Regions from separate parts of the Homo sapiens genome. Here region 1 is linked to region 2. The links are chromatin loops, found by intact Hi-C in ENCODE. Cell type or tissue: heart left ventricle. All regions are shown on one strand.

What was found. Hi-C counts contacts between places; a loop is a spot of excess contacts. Peaks named below come from ENCODE experiments on the same cell type or tissue, not always from the same donor. Only the 100,000 strongest peaks of a DNase experiment are listed, where the experiment ranks them.
Region 1: a loop joins it to region 2, with 2.0 times the contacts of the local background. A loop is called at or near these places in 4 of 110 quality-filtered maps.

What each region holds. Positions count from the first base shown.
Region 1 is chr9:13,710,603-13,718,602 of GRCh38, reverse strand. No RefSeq gene overlaps it. Among named protein-coding and RNA genes, the nearest start is that of LINC00583, 210 kb to the left of the region's middle. In heart left ventricle, no CTCF peak of the experiment used is centred here; no DNase peak of the experiment used is centred here.
Region 2 is chr9:13,783,149-13,791,148 of GRCh38, reverse strand. No RefSeq gene overlaps it. Among named protein-coding and RNA genes, the nearest start is that of LINC00583, 140 kb to the left of the region's middle. RefSeq lists an enhancer at 1-59. In heart left ventricle, no CTCF peak of the experiment used is centred here; a DNase peak (open chromatin) is centred at 4,838; H3K4me3 peaks cover 869 bases; H3K27ac peaks cover 2,999 bases.

The DNA of each region.
Region 1 (8,000 bases), 73 kb after region 2:
AATGTGCAAATTCCTCTGATTGTTTTCCATTTTTAGATAATGGCAAGTTTAGACTTTAAAGGCCTTCTATTCTTCAACAACCAAATGTGCAATTATTACAGCCCTGCTTGAATAGGTTAATTTCCCACTGAAAGGACAGTCTTTCTTTTATTTCATTCACCCAGTCAGACAGGATCATCCCCTTTGGTGTCTTAAGGATATTTCAAAACCGCAGGTATGTGTGTGGTTTTTAAAGCCTGAAAGCACAAAGCCACATATACTTTTTAAAAAGTATTACTATTTTCCTTTCTATTGTTAAAAGTTGAAACTATTCACATATTTACCCTAGGGACAGTCATGCATGGCGGAGGTATATGCGTGGAAAATTCTTTCCTTGTCTCTTCTGCTGTCACCCATCTGTTTGGGCTCAAAGACAGTTCTTTGTTCACACGGTGAGGAAGGTCTCACACTGACTGAAGACACAAAGCATTCAAATTTGCCAGGGCTTATAGTGTATGTGCACACACACACCTTAGCCTGATTAAGCTGCAACTCTTAAATCTTGAATAGTCTGTGTATCTACAACTTCCATGTAGCTGATACTTGGTTTGAAGTATTTGGAAATTGTATCTCCATCAGCATAAAGTTTATGCCCTAGACTTGAACACCAATGATTGTATTTGGGTAGCTAAAGTTTGAGTGATTCTTAACCTCCTCTTATTTTTAATTTGCTGCATTTTTCTCTTGGCAGCCTGTCAACAAATGTGAACTGCATGTCCTGTCTTCTCAGCTCCATGGTGAGAGCTGGAAATACAGAATAAAAAACAGAGGATTCCTGCTCTTGTGGTTCTGATAGCCCTTCTCAAATTGCCAATAAGAATGCACATCATTTTATAAAGGGGGCATGTAATTAACACATGTTTAAAGGAATTAAATATACTTATCAGTCTCTTATATAGAATTCAGCTGAGTTCTAAACTGAAAACCATGTCTCTAGCACTCACTTGCCAGGTCTCCCCTGTGCCATTAAATAACTAACTTTAGCAATGCAAATTTTTTTTCAAGACGAATTATGTTCCCATGTGTAAAGCATAAAGACTGTGTCTGCCTCGTGGAACATGCATATTCACAGCTGTAGGCTCACATCCTTGCAGAAAGCATCACCAATGAGGATTTCCCATTTTCTTGTTTTTAGGTGACTCCAAGAAACCTGAGGGTATTTAGACTGATGAATGATGTGCTTGACTCCAGTCTTGTGCCTGCCCGGCTCCAGAGTTTATCTGCTTTCTGTTTGTTTTCTGTGCTCCTATTAGGTTGTTGTTCGTTACATTCTGATGTTTGTAGTTTGGGGAAATCTGTATCTTTGTTATTTATGTTATCAATAATGTGACCTGGGCCTTCCTCAGCAATGTTCCAACTGTTCCCAGGTCCTGAATCACTAATTATGCAGATGAACAGATTGTGGAAACTCTTTCCTTATGGCTGCATTCTGGAGGAGTTGTTTTTATTAAATTGCCAGTGTCTCGAATTATAATTAGGTACTGGCCCATATTTATAGCATTTCTCTTCTCTCTGTCTCTCTCTCCTCCCGCCCCCCACCCTGTCCTCTCTTCACTTTTCTCGCTCCCTTCATCATATCCTCTCCTTTTCCACTATGGGCTGGAAACTTAATCAAAAGAGAAAGAGTAAGAAAGAGAAACCTCAAGTCATTAGCTTCAGAAGCAAGCTTGCCTAACAGCAGATGACAGGGCAGAGTGTTAGATATTAGGAGGTTCTGTTTCTTGCAAAAAGTCATTAAGATGTGGAGCAGCCTGCCAGACAAAGTGGGAGAAGCCGGGAGAGCTTAACAAGTTCAAGGGGAAGGAAGGGATTCATTTACAACCTTGCAATTCAGCCTGGCCAGTCCACTCAAGGAAATTTAACAGTGGTCAGAGAAAACAGAGAGAGAAATTTGGGGACCTTGGGGACCTCCAGTTTACTGCAGTTAGCCAAATCCTTCCGTGGTTCATCTACTTGCTCCTTATACAAATTATACTGATCTTACTGTCTGAAGTTTATTAAGCGTTCAAGGCGTGTTCAACACTCTAATGAAGGTATGAAGCATGACTTTTCCCCAGGAGCAGCTTGCCTTAAAGGAACTTTACGGGCTTTTGCTTGAACAAGGCACAGAAGATGAAAGCTAACTATGATTTAAAAAAAAAAATATATATATATATATATATACACACATACATACTTGCTGAGGGAGGGAAGAATGTGGGACAGAATAAGTATAGAGGTTGTGATGGAGGAGAAAATGGATTAAGTCCCAGATACAAACAAAACAAAGCAAAACAAAACAAAGCAAAACAAAACAAAATAAAAAAATTGCCTTGGTATTTTTTATGGCTTAGTTCCAGTGTTTCATTTATGGCTACAAAAGAGATATGTGATTTCCTTTCCACTTTTCTAATCTTGTTTAGAGACTTAAACAAAAGAATGTTACTCTAGAGACAAGTGTATATAAGCACTGGACCTCCTATAATTATGGGGAAAAAGATTTATATAAGAGTAAATGTGCAGATTCTTCCATCATGTCTGTACATTCCCTCTTACCTGCACGTTTTTGGTGGGGGGGGGTGGGGAGCGGGGAGAGGAGGGAATCAGGAGAACTTAGTGTAAACATTAATATTAATTTGCTAGCACATGGAAGATAACTAAGTGCTAAGGAACAGTCATTATAAAATTATCTGGAAAGCAACACATGCTAAACAAGCCTGACTCCTTCGTACAGTTGGAGACAGTAAAACATTTAGAATAGCTTGATGAGAATAAAGCTTTTTATACTATTATCACATGAATGCATGATTCAACACAGGTCTGAAAGAAATTAGGCCTCTGTGAGAATGTTAATATGAATGGAAATTATGTTTACCCATAGGTAATTGATATCCAATATCATTAACTAAATTACAGACTCATAAAACAGTGGAGCCAGAGGGCATCAGAGCTTTTGGATTCCAACCTATCCATCTTAAGACAGCAGTACACTAAGGAATTCCTAGAGAGAAATAGCTTATTTCTTTAAAGACTTCCAAAAGGGAAAGCCTACACCAGTCTGTATTGAGGTGTTCCAGTGATTTATATCTCCAAGGTTGTCATTCCCAAGCACGGCTGTGAGGTTTACATTGCCAACAAAAGGGCTTCTTGTTTATTTCTTTCTTTTTTAGGAAAATTTTATTTTAAAATAGTTCTAGATTTATGTAAAAATTGTAAAGACAGTAAAGAAAATTTGTATGTTACTTTCTCACAGTCGAGCAGTATTGATACATTTATTTTTCATTAAAAACTATACTTTATTTAGATTTCCCTAGTTTTTACCTAATGACCTTTTTATGACCCAGGATCCTAACCATTGCATTTAGTTGTTCTGTTTCCTTGTACCAGTTTCATGTCTTCTGGAAACAGTTTCTCATACTTTCCATGTTCTGGATGACCTTGAGTTGAGTATTAAGGAGTATCAGTAAGGTTTTTTGTAGGATGTCCCTCAATATTAATGTGTTTGATGTGTTTCTCATGACTAGAATTTGGTTATGAGTATTGGGAGGAAGACCACAGAGGTCAAGTGCCAATCTTATCACTTCCTATCAAGGGTTCACACTGTCAATATGGCTTACCACTGTTGATGTTGACCTTGATCACCTGCCTGAAGTAGCATGTGTGTGTCAGCTTTCCCTCCTGCAAAGTTATCCCTCCTCCTCTTCTTATACTGTACACTTTAGAAAGAAGTAACAAAGCACAGCCTACTCTAAAGGAGAGGGAAGCTATGCTCCACTTCCTTGAGAGTGAATTATATACATAAATTATTTGGAACACTGTTGTTTTAAGACATTTCTCTAGAAAATTTGTTATTTCCCCAATGCTCTGTTTTGTCATCTGAATTAATTGAACTGATTTACATATCTTGTTTTTTGAAAATATTATGTTTAACTTAAAAATTATACTTTTTTTTACTTAAAATTCTGAAATAAGAAAGTCTTTACATTCAATCAGCTAAATAAATTTCACTTTTTTTGTTTTTCTAAATACTAGCTTACTTTTCTCTCAACTATGATTGTTGTACATTATTTCCAAGATATCTGATCTAATTTAGCTGCTGTTTAGAATGCAGTTGTAACAACCTCTAATAGGGTCTCAGGCGTTTCCAGTTTGTCCCTTCCTATACCTCCCTATCACTGCTTTTTATTGTCTTCTATTCTTAAGTAGCTCTAAAAACATCAATTAAGGAGAATGTACATGTTAACATATCTACACTGAGTCATTTAAGATGCCAGGGTTATTGTATTACCTGGTTTTAGGGTTTCTAGATTAAGAATGGCAAAGCATTTTTATTTCATATACCTACTTCAGATAGTTATTAGGAGCCACCCATAGAGCTGTATGAAGAATTCTAAGGAACTGTCAGCCTCGTAGAAAAAAGAATTATATGGCAGATAAGCCATGGGCATGAGAGAGAGAAAATGTGGAAAGCCACCTCTGGATGACACTTGTACCATCAAATACTATGATCTTATCAAGTAAATCACAAGCTAAATCAATTTTTTAAAGACTTTTTAATCCTACTTGATCCTTTACACTATCAGTTTATCTTCTTATCTTGTGGAAAATAAAATCTAATAGTCATTTTCCATTTTCTGTTGTATAACTTAGCAACATATTTGTCTATGGGGAAAACTTGAACCAATTATGGTTACAATAGGAAGACAGTAGTTGAAGAAGACAGGAAGACTTCTCTTGCAGGCATAAAGTCTGTTTTGTGTTAGATCTTTTTGTTTTGTGTAGATTTTCCCACTCAAATGAAGGTGCAGAATGGGAATATGATAGAGAGGGCCCGTGTTCTGAGAAAGGAGTAATTTCAGATTTTAAGAATGACACAAGTTCATTTCTGAAGTCTGTTTTGGTCCATTGTTCCTTTAGTCCTTGATCCCATCCAGCCCTGGCTAAAAATACTAATGGAAACTCTTCAAATATTAAAATCATTTATCATAAAGATGAAATTATTCTCAAGCATAGAGTTGTGTTAAAACCAGTACTCAATGGACCAGTTCCAATTCAATTATAAATGCAACATATATGCTGACAACATGGATTTGAGGTGTCCAGAAATTTTCCCCTGCACCTGAGCATCTACGTATCTTAGATTATGATGCCTGTATTAGTCCATTCTCACATTGCTATAAGGAAACACCCGAGGCTGGGTAATTTAAAGTGGCTTATTGACTCACAGTTCAGTATGGCTGGGAAGGCCTCAGGAAATGTACAATCATTGTGAAAGGTGAAGGGGAAGCAAGGCACCTTCTTCACAAGGTGGCAGGAAGGAGAAGTGCCGAGCGAAGCAGGAAGGGCCCCTTATAAAACCACCAGATCTTGTGAGAACTCACTATCATGAGAACAGCATGGGGGAAACCACCCGCATTATTCAGTTACCTCCGCCTGGTTTCTCCCTTGACATGTGAGGATTATAAGTATTACAATTCAAGATGAGATTTGGGTGGGGGCACAGAGCCTAACCATATCAATATCTGAAATTCCGCCCAATGGTGAATTGCTGCTTTGGAGAGTCCTTTGCACACCAGGTTCATTTTTTTTTTTTTTAATTTTTCATTTTATTTACCCAGGAGGAGGTAATACATAAAATAAATTCATTGTAATACATCATAACTACTTTTGTTCTAAAAGAAAGAATCTGAGCTAGCTTGAGAATAATGTGGATATGAGGTAGAAATGGCAAGCGTAAAGCAGAGAACTAAATGTTGGGCAAAGGCTGTTTAAAAAAAAAAAAAACACCAAAACAAAAAACAACTCTGGACTGTTGGCAACAATAATAAATTTTAGTTCTTCCTACATTCTTCCTGGAGCAAGAGGTTAACAATTTTTTTTTTTTTTTTTTAATAGACAAGAGTCTTGCTGTGTCACCCAGGCTGGAGTGCAACGGTGTGATCTTGGCTCACTGCAACCTCCACCGTCCAGGTTCAGGTGATTCCCCTGCCTCAGCCTCCTGAGTAGCTGGGATTATAGGCACCCGCCACCAACCCAGGCTAATTTTTGTATTTTTAGTAGAGACGGGGTTTCACCATGTTGGCCTCACAAAGTGCTGGGATTACAGGCATGAGCCACTGCGCCTGGCCAAGTTAATATAATGTTTTGTACTAGACTTTAAAATATCAAATTTTCTAAAATGATTTGACAGAAGAGTGAAGAAATGTACTTAAAAATTTGCAGATAATGGGTTGCCAGTGCTACAGAGTTTAGAATTAACACACAAAACAAAATCATCACATTAGATGCATAATCCAAACCAAATGAGAAGATCTGATAAACACTAATGTGAGTGTATTTTACAGAGGAAAATTGCAATGCAATGCATATGCTCAGCATATATTAATTGGGCATTGAGTACATTTCTAGTAATGAAAAATCTAATCAAATATCCTTCTACAATAGAATGCTGAGTTTAAAAAAACAACGCACAAAATATAGTCATGTGTCACTCAACAATAGGGATATGTTCTGAGAAATATGCCATTAGGGGATTTTGTCATTCTTCTAATGATATAGAGTATCCTTTGCAGTTATGTGTGTATATGTATCAATATATAGATATATAGATCTCATATCAAACCTAGATGGCATAACCTACTACACACCTAGCCTAGATAGTGTAGCTTATTGCTCCTAGGCTACAAACCTGTACAGCATGTTCCTGTACTGAATATTATAGGCAATTATAGCACACTGGTATTTGTGTATTTCAATATAGAAAAAGTGCAGTAAAAATACAGTATTATAATCTTATGATATACATATGGTCTATTGTTGACCAAAATGTTGTTACGTGGCACGTAACTGTAGTACATACTGCATGATTCCATGTATGTAAAGTTCTAGGACAGGCTAAACAAACCTACTGTGTAAGATGTCATGAGTGGTTACATTTGGGCAGAGTGTGACCTGGAAAGTGACTGGAAATGTGCACAAGGAAATTTCCGTGGGGATGGAGTGATCTGTTTCTTGATCTAGATGCTAGTTATCCAGGAGTGTTCACATTGTAAAAATTCGTTGAGTGGTGAATTTATGACTTGTTTTCTGTTTGTTATTTTTAAATAAAGCTTTTTAAAAAATCTATATATCTTTATCTATACATACATAGATGTATCTAAAAATATATATTTAGATATATATCAGATGTATGTATATCTAAATATATACATTTTAGATATATAAATATATAAATGTCTAAAAACATATATTTTAGATATACATTGACTGTATATATATCTACATACATTTTAGATAAATATATAAATGTCTAAATATGTATTTTAGATATATAAATATATAAATGTTTAAAATAGATTTTAAGATAAATATAGCTAAATACATAAATATCTAAGTGTCTAAAAATATACATTTAGATATTTAGATATATCTATATGTATTTATATATTTTGTTCAAAAACTTTAAAAATAACAGGTATTATATATTTAGATATATCAAATATATATCTATATATCTATGAGCTATAGATATCTGAAATATCTATATATCTGTATGTAACTACATATATATATTCCTGAGATATCTATATCTCATATCTATATCTAGATCTCACATCTAGATATAGATATATAGATATGAGATATAGATATCTTAGAAAGGCTAATGTGACTCATGTGGTTACAATCAAAGAGTTAGACTTTGAATAGTACTTATCATTTAGCACTCTTAGGACCTTTTTGGCTATTCTGCTAGCCAGTATCCCTTAATGTTAGCTGAATTTTCTGTTTTTGGCTTTAGGTTTTTTGAAGTAATGGTTGATCTGTTTCTGTATCTGCATTGCTATCTTTTAAAGTATCTTGCCTTTTTTGCTTCTAATGGTTTGTCTCTGAAACCTAAACACTTCATAGGGAGAGGGAATTGAAGGCCTGAAGGCCTTGATCTAGAAAGAAACAAGACTGAGTGTTTTCTTAAGCTTATGTTG
Region 2 (8,000 bases):
TACTCTGTTGCCTAGCCTGGAGTGTACAGTGGCACAGTGGTGCAATCTTGGCTCACTGCAACCTCTGCCTCTGGGTTCAAGCAATCCTTCTGTCTCAGCCTCTCAAGTACCTGTGACTATAGGCATGTGGCAACAAGCCTGGCTAATTTTTGTATTTTTAGTAGAGACAGGGTTTCACCATGTTGCCCAGGCTGGTCTCAAACTTCTGGCCTCAAGCGATCCACGTGTCTTGGCCTCTGTAAGTTCTGGGATTACAGGAGTGAGCCACTGTGCTCTGCCTCATTCAGCCTTTGAAAAGAAGAAAGTTCTGCGATATTTGACAACATCATGAATCTTGAGGGTATTATGCTGAGAGAAATAAGCCCTCACAGAAGGACACATACTGTATTATTCCATTTATATCTTTTTCCATTGCAATTAGTACTTTTTTTCTTTTGAATTAATAGCTTTCCATTTGGAGACAGTTTTCATGAGAAGATTAACATTGATAGTGAGGAACAGATATATATTGAAACAACAAATGCATGTCTTTCTCCACTGTCTGAGATGGTATTAATATATAGGACTGAGCTTTGGCAACCTTATTTCTCTGGTAAGTGTTAGTGGTTATGGGACTGGTATAGTGCCTGTGGGCTACCTCATGAGCAGGGGTCTAAATGACCTAACAGGGATAGGACCTTCAAACCTGATGTTTTCATGGACCTAAACTGGGTTGTACTCTTGTGAAAAAATATCCCTTTCTAGCTCCTGGTGATCCCAGGGGATTCATCCCTCACCCCTAAGACAAATATTTAATAAGAATCTACTTCATGCAGGCCACTATCCTTGGCACTGCTGGTCCTATCAACGAACCATATGTTCTTTTATTTACGCTCTTGGAGGTGAGCTAACTCCAGTCAGGTCTCAGATAATCTTATCTGACTCAACAGTGGAGTAAGGCAAACTGGACAAAAAATTATGGCAATGTCATAAACTCAGCAATAAAAAGGGTTTTGCTATGTGTGAGGATACTTATTATTGTGGCTGGTTGGATTTTGGGGGAAGAGGTCCAGCAGACTTTCTCAAACATGGTGCCAGGTGTTAGAGGGCCAAAGTGACATAAGGCACAGTTCTTGAACTCAGAGAACTTGACAGGAAGTAGAGGAGACAGAAAGATGAACGGTGAACAGCAATACGTTATTCTTGATTTTGTTTTTTAATTAAGGTAAAATTCACATAAAATCACCATTTTAACCATTTGAAGTGAACAGTTGAGCAGCATTTAGTACATTCCAAATGTTAGGCAACTACCACCAGTATCTAGTTCTGGAACAGTTTTCTCACCTCTGCACACTGCTAATATGTTTTCTATCTCTATGGATTTAAGGTTGGCTGGACTTTCATTCCATACAAAGAATTGTATTAGCAGCAAAAGAGAAGAGGTCAAATTCCCTAAACTAACTGGGTGAGATTGAGCAAGACGCTATGCCTTTTTGAAGTTCAGGTGCTTTATCTACCAAACATAAATAATACCTGATTTCTCTGAAGCTATGAGACAAGACCAGGTGATCCTTAAAGGTTGCTTTGGGCTCTAAGCTTTCTGATTATGTAATTTCATGGTATTTGTGAAAACCATGAATCGATGCTTTACAATACACTAAAGCTTTATTTGTTTGTAACCTTAGTAATTAAACTCTAGCAGGCCATCACAAGCCTCTCTTTAAACAAATATCTTATAGTACTTGCAGGCACTGCAAAGTATAATGAAAAAAGTAAAGCTCCAAAGTCATCAGAAATCTTTCTGGAAGGACTCTTTCTTTGTGTTGTTAAGATTTGCATCATTCATACCATCATATGAAGAGAGAAGGAGCCTTGTCATTTTTTCCCTCTATTTTTCACTCTATTTTAGTAATAACCTGTAGACATTCTAAACTGCCAACCTCTGCTTTGATCTATTTTTAAGATACTAAAGGACAATTGAGGTTAATAAAGTGGTCCCTCAGTATACATGGGGGATTCCTTCCAGGACTGCCCTTGTATATCGAAATCTGTGCATGCTCAAGTCCCACAGTCAGCCCTGTGGAACTTGCATCTACATAGGCAGGTTTCATGAATACTGTATCTTTTCCATCTAGCATTTGGTTGAAAAATAACAAACAAACAATATAAGTGGACTGGCATGGTTCAAACCTGTGTTGTTTAAGGGGCAATTGTATAACCAAAGAGAAATATCTGTAAACACAAACAGTCCATGATGTGCTAAAGTAGCAGTCACAGAATTTCAAATACATATGGGGACACTGAAGTAATGAAGGGAAAGTTAACACAAAAGGAAAGATCCAGTTGTCTAATTCCTATCATTTTGGTTTGAGGTCAGATGCTGACTTCCTAGCCAGTATGAGTACAGTTGTAGCACATGGCTGTACCAGCCATTTCTCCATAAGTGCTTGATTCTTCATTTATTGCTACTTTTCTTACTTTGATAGTAGTATGGCTCCAAAAAACATGGCACAAGGGATCGTTCATTGATTGACAATCTCTCACAAACATGCATTTAGCAACAAGAGCCCTTTAGATTTGTGTGTGTGTGTGTGTGTGTGTGTGTGTGTGTGTGTGTGTGCTGGAAAATGACCTACAACTGACCCTCTCAAATTATAAAAGTTTTAAAGATTTCTTAAATGTTCTAAACATTAGCCACATGGGAGGGACTGATCTTGAAGGCCTTCTGGTGACTATTTTAAAGGAAAATAGTTGTCCTTAAATAGAAGAGAAAATGTCTGAGTCCCATGAACCTCATCTCTCTTCTAGTGCCTCATTTTCTCTTTCCTCTTCTTTTTCTCACTCCCTGCCTCCTTTCTTCTTCAATTTTTCCTCCCCTCTTCTCCTATTTGAAAATTGTCAGAGAGTGACAGACCACATAGGACAGTCTACCTGGTCCTGAAAGTGAAGCTTCCCACCATCTCTCAGCCTTCTTCATGACGAAGTCATATAGGGCCCTGGACTTTTGGCCTCTGTCTTCTGAGATTCTTGGAACCCTATGTGATTTCAAATTAAGGGGAGCTTTTTATGAAAATAAACTAGCATGAAGCCCTTGGGTCATTAGTTCTGCCTGGATTGAATATTGCAAAGAGCATAACTCTCCTTCTTTGAAAGGAAAATTCATGAAAAGAAAGTTTTGTAAAGTCTGGGTATTCATTAAAAGACATGTAAAAAGTCAAATAGACCCTCAATTTAAAATAAGCTGTGTAATTTAAGAAAATGTGCCCATAGCATACAGCTCCATGTATGGCTTGTCCTTACTCACTAACAGCTGTATAGGATTTGCCGTTTCTTCCATGTTTCATGTGATGATAGTGGATGCCGGCTCTTAGCTTCCAACACTGATTGCTATTCAGGGACTGGGATTCTGGATCTGCTCCAATCATGTGGAATCTATTTTGGACACATCATGTCACACTTGAACTCTAAAATATGCCTATCGGTGAAAGGTTCTGTTTATCTTTCTCTTTACTCAGACTCACACAGAAAATGGAGTTCAGTCCTCACACCAGCGGACTTTGTTTTATTCTAAAACCCTCTTTGAATCCTCAGCAGCAGTAGCAGAAACAATTTCTGAACTTCTTGATATGGTGGCTGCTTTTCCCTCAGCACTCCGGTCTCAGCCTTCTGCTTACGACTTGCCCTGCTCTTTCATTGTACTCACTTCCTTCTTTGCAAATCTCCCATATGGGCAATTAGGACTGCGATTTACACTGGTTTTCTTCTACTTTGCACGCAGCAAGCAGCTCAGTCCTTTCGTAGGACACACAGCTGTGACTGCCTCTCCAGGGGAGGGAATTTACCACTAAGCATGGCAGCCTGCAAGAGATGCCAGAGAGAACATCAGGGGCGACACTTCATAGTCAGAGAAGCGTGCATGGAGTATTGAGAAAGGAGAAAAAGCCAAGGAGAGGTCAGGCTTTGATTCACTGAGAGTAAGGAAAGAACCAAATGGAACAGGAGCAAACACAGGGTCAAGACAGACCTGTAAGGCCAAAGCCTTTTGGGCAGAGGGCAAAATTCTGCATCTCATCTAGAAAGATGGAAAAACAGGGGATTCTCTTTGTACCTTTGTCAAGTTCCAGACAACAGTGTGGTTTTCTTTCTAACTCTTTATTGCAATCAAAGTGAGCATTGGATCCTGGAATTACAGTTTCTGGTAAATTTATTTTACATTCAGAAGACTATTCAATAAAGCTTTTTGATATTGTCTTTCTTTTTCTTCTGAGTTCATTTTGTTTTTTTCTTTCCCTGATGAGTGAGCCAAGAATGTAGTTCAGACTTTCTGGCTGCTCCAATTTTGATATTTGAGTCTGATAAAGTTGTCTAGTGTAGACAGGATAGATTTTTTTTTTTCTTTTTAGGGAAGGAAGGGAGGAAAAGGAGAGAAGAGGATTTTCTCAAAGCTCTTGAAAAATGAGTAATTTTAGGAGGAAGGCATTGCTTAGCCGTGGAAAGCCTCTGAGTCCTCAAACTTGGATGTCTTTGAAAGAAGACCCCCATATGCAATGTGGCATGATTGACAAGAAATTTGTTTGAAATGACTGAGAGGCCCTCATTAGGCTGGGACTCCTCACCATCTGGGTTTGAGTTTTGATAATGGGGTCAGGCTCTCTTTTGGTCTGTGCGTTGAATAGCTGAGTGTAATTTGTTAGTGATTGTGGCTAAAACACAAACATTTTTTAGTCACATTCATAGGAATTTGAAACTAACCGCAGTCTTGGGGCACAACAGTGAGAAAACACTTTCCAGCTGCACTACTGTGCTTGGCGACCCAGTTGAGAAGCTCTCACAAAGCAGCCAGTCTCACTTCGGGCTGGACGGGCGCCATTGGAAACAGAAGTGCAACTTTATCACTTGACTTCAAGAAGAGGTTTCCCAGCAACAATATGGAGACAAGATACAAGACAGATCCCATGGAGGAAGCTGCCCTTTCCCAGTGGGGAGCTTGCATGTAGGATAGGTAAGGAAGGGCGCTAAGAGGCAAAACAGGGGCCAGCCCAATATCTTCTTATAGACAAATTTCAGTTGATTTCTGCCTGAATAACAAATGTGAACTGGAGAGGCTTCACATTTACCCATGAGAAAGAGATTAAGCCCAAGTAATCACCCCACAAACCAGCACCTACAAAAACCATTGCTTACCACGACAGTAATCACTCTCAGAACATTCCCCTAAAGGCTTACTGTAGCATGTGCAGAGAAGAGCACCAAACTACTTTTTGTTGTTATTTAAGAATCCCAACAGCCTCTTCAAAATCAGAGGTGTATTTTGAACTTCTGGCTTCGATTTTCATCCTTTAGTTGAGGAAGGGGTGGAGGCTTCAGGTAGGCAATTTGAAGGCATAGCATTCAGATCAGCTCACTAGAGAATCTGGGTGCTCCAAGCCCCAGGTGGTCTCAATGGAAGCAAAGCTCCAGGAATAAGTCAATGAAAAATGTTTTATTAATCATACATTTTTTAAAAGGTTATAAGGGCTAGTAGACTATGTGTGAGGACTAAATCATAGTCCTGGATAGGACTCATACCTTTTTAAACCTCATCAAACTCAGCAGATCTTTTATTTATTTTGAAAAATGTGACTACATGGATACCACCTTTCAGAGACCACAACTGCAACTCACCAATATCTGTAGCATATGGATTCATTCCTGCTTTTATATTTGTAAATATATAAGAAGCTGTGTGATTCAAAAAGTGACTTAGAAGGATTGAAGTCATAAATTTTTTTTCTTCAAGTAAAAGGACGTTTGAGAAATACTGGTCAAGAGTAAAATCAAAGAGATGGATGTAGAGACATTGGCTGGGTGTGGTGGCTCACACCTGTAATTCCAGCACTTTGGGCGGATCACATGAGGCTGGGAGTTCCAGACCAGCCTGGCCAACATGGCAAAACCCTGTCTCTCCTAAAAAAAAAAAAATTAGGGGGGCATGTTGACAGGCATCTGTAGTACCAGCTACTCGGGAGGCTGAGGCATGAGAATCGCTGGAAGCCGGGAGGCAGAGGTTTCAGTGAGCTGAGATTGTGCCATTGCACTCCAACCTGGATAATAGAGTGAGAATCTATCTCAAAAAAAAAAAAAAAAAAAAAAAAAAAGCAGGGGCGGGAGAGAGAGAGACTGACTTGATTGAGTTGATCTTCATTGGTATCAGATCTATAATTATTTTAATACTTTTAAAATTAATCTAGCTTATTAAAATGAAACTATTGAGAATATTTTTAAAGATTTAGCTTCGAAGATGTTCATTGTAATACTGTATATAACAGTGAACATTATGAAACATTTTGAAAGCCCCAAATTAATAGACAATTAATTATACTTAGGTATATACATGCAATAGAATACAATATACTACTCAAAAATTAATCAACAGATATACTATGTACACATCAAAAGAACATGGAAAATGCATTTTCTCTATTGATGTGTTGAAAAAACAAGCTACCAAATAGTAAATACCTGGGTTTGGAATTATATGTATTTTCTACTTTCTTCTTTTTGATGATCTTTGATCATCTATTTTCTCTTTTGATGCTCTTTAGATAATCAGTGTTATCTAATATCTCTATAATAATTATGTGTTGCTTCTGTAATATAAAAAAATACATACTGCTTTAAGTTAAAAATTAATGAACACCTTACTTTTATGCATTATTTTATTTTTAACTTATTCCAAAAGAATATGAGAAGGCTAAATAATTTTTTAACTTTTTTAAAAGATGAAAATGAGTTTATCGAGATAAAGGAATAATTAAAGGGAATAATAATATAACAAATGTATGCCATGTAATTTTGTAATTATTGAAAGTCTATATAGAACTTTCTCTGAATTTCCAAAAAAAAAAACTATACAAAAATGTCAAACAGATGTTACATTGTGCCCTGGAGGTATAACAACTAATCTGGAAAAGCACATTGCTCCAGGCATTGAAGCCTGAGGGAGTTCTCTTTTGTGAATCCTTATACAGAATGAAGGAATAAGAGACAGGCTCATAACCTTTCTAGTAAATTCTAGGCTGATGTTCATGGAACCATCCTATAGACAGGACTACCTGTTGAACAGCTCCAAAGGACACTATTCACATCTTTGTCCGTGTGAAGGGGCACAGTGGAATTGTACCCTGTTGCCATACTTGGTGGCCATAAAATAAAATTTTAGGCCATAAAATTAAATTTAGGAAACATAGTAATTCTAGAGGGGCCCAACTATTCAAACTCCACTGTGCTGGGTTAGAGCAGGGCTAAAATGATGAATCCTGTGTCTTTCAGGAAATGCTTCCTGAATATTATTTCTCATGACTTAACTTTGGGTACATGTTGAGGAGTTGGAGGGCTAGAAAGAACTGTTTATACTTCACCAGTCAACCCAACAGGAGCTGGGCCTAAAGAGCGATTCCTAGGCTCAGTATGCCCTGCTGAATGTTGAAGAGTAAAAGACTCAATACAGGCACACCTCAAAGATATTGTAGGTTTGGTTCCAGATCACCACAATAAAGCCAATATTGCAATAACATGAGTCACACAATTTTTTTGTTTTCCGCAGGCACATAAAAGTTATGCTTACACTATACTATAGTCAATTAAATGTGCAATAGTGTTATACCCAAAAACAAAGTGCATGCCTTATTTTTTTTTTTAATTTTTTTGAGACCATATCAGCTCATTGCAACCTCCACCTCCCAGGTTCAAGTAATTCTTGTGCCTCAGCCTCCCAAGTAGCTGGGATTCCAGGCATGCACCACCATGCTCAGCTAATTTTCGTGTTTTTAGTAGAGACGAGGTTTTACCATGTTGGCCAGGCTGGCCTAGAACTCCTAATCTCAAGTGATCCACCTGCCTTAGCCTCCCAAAGTGCTGGGACTACACATGCCTTATTTTTAAAATATTTTATCAGTAAAAATGTGAACGATCATCTGAGCCTTCAGTGAGTGACAATCTTTGCTGGTGGAGGGTCTTGCCTTGATGTTGATGGCTGCTGA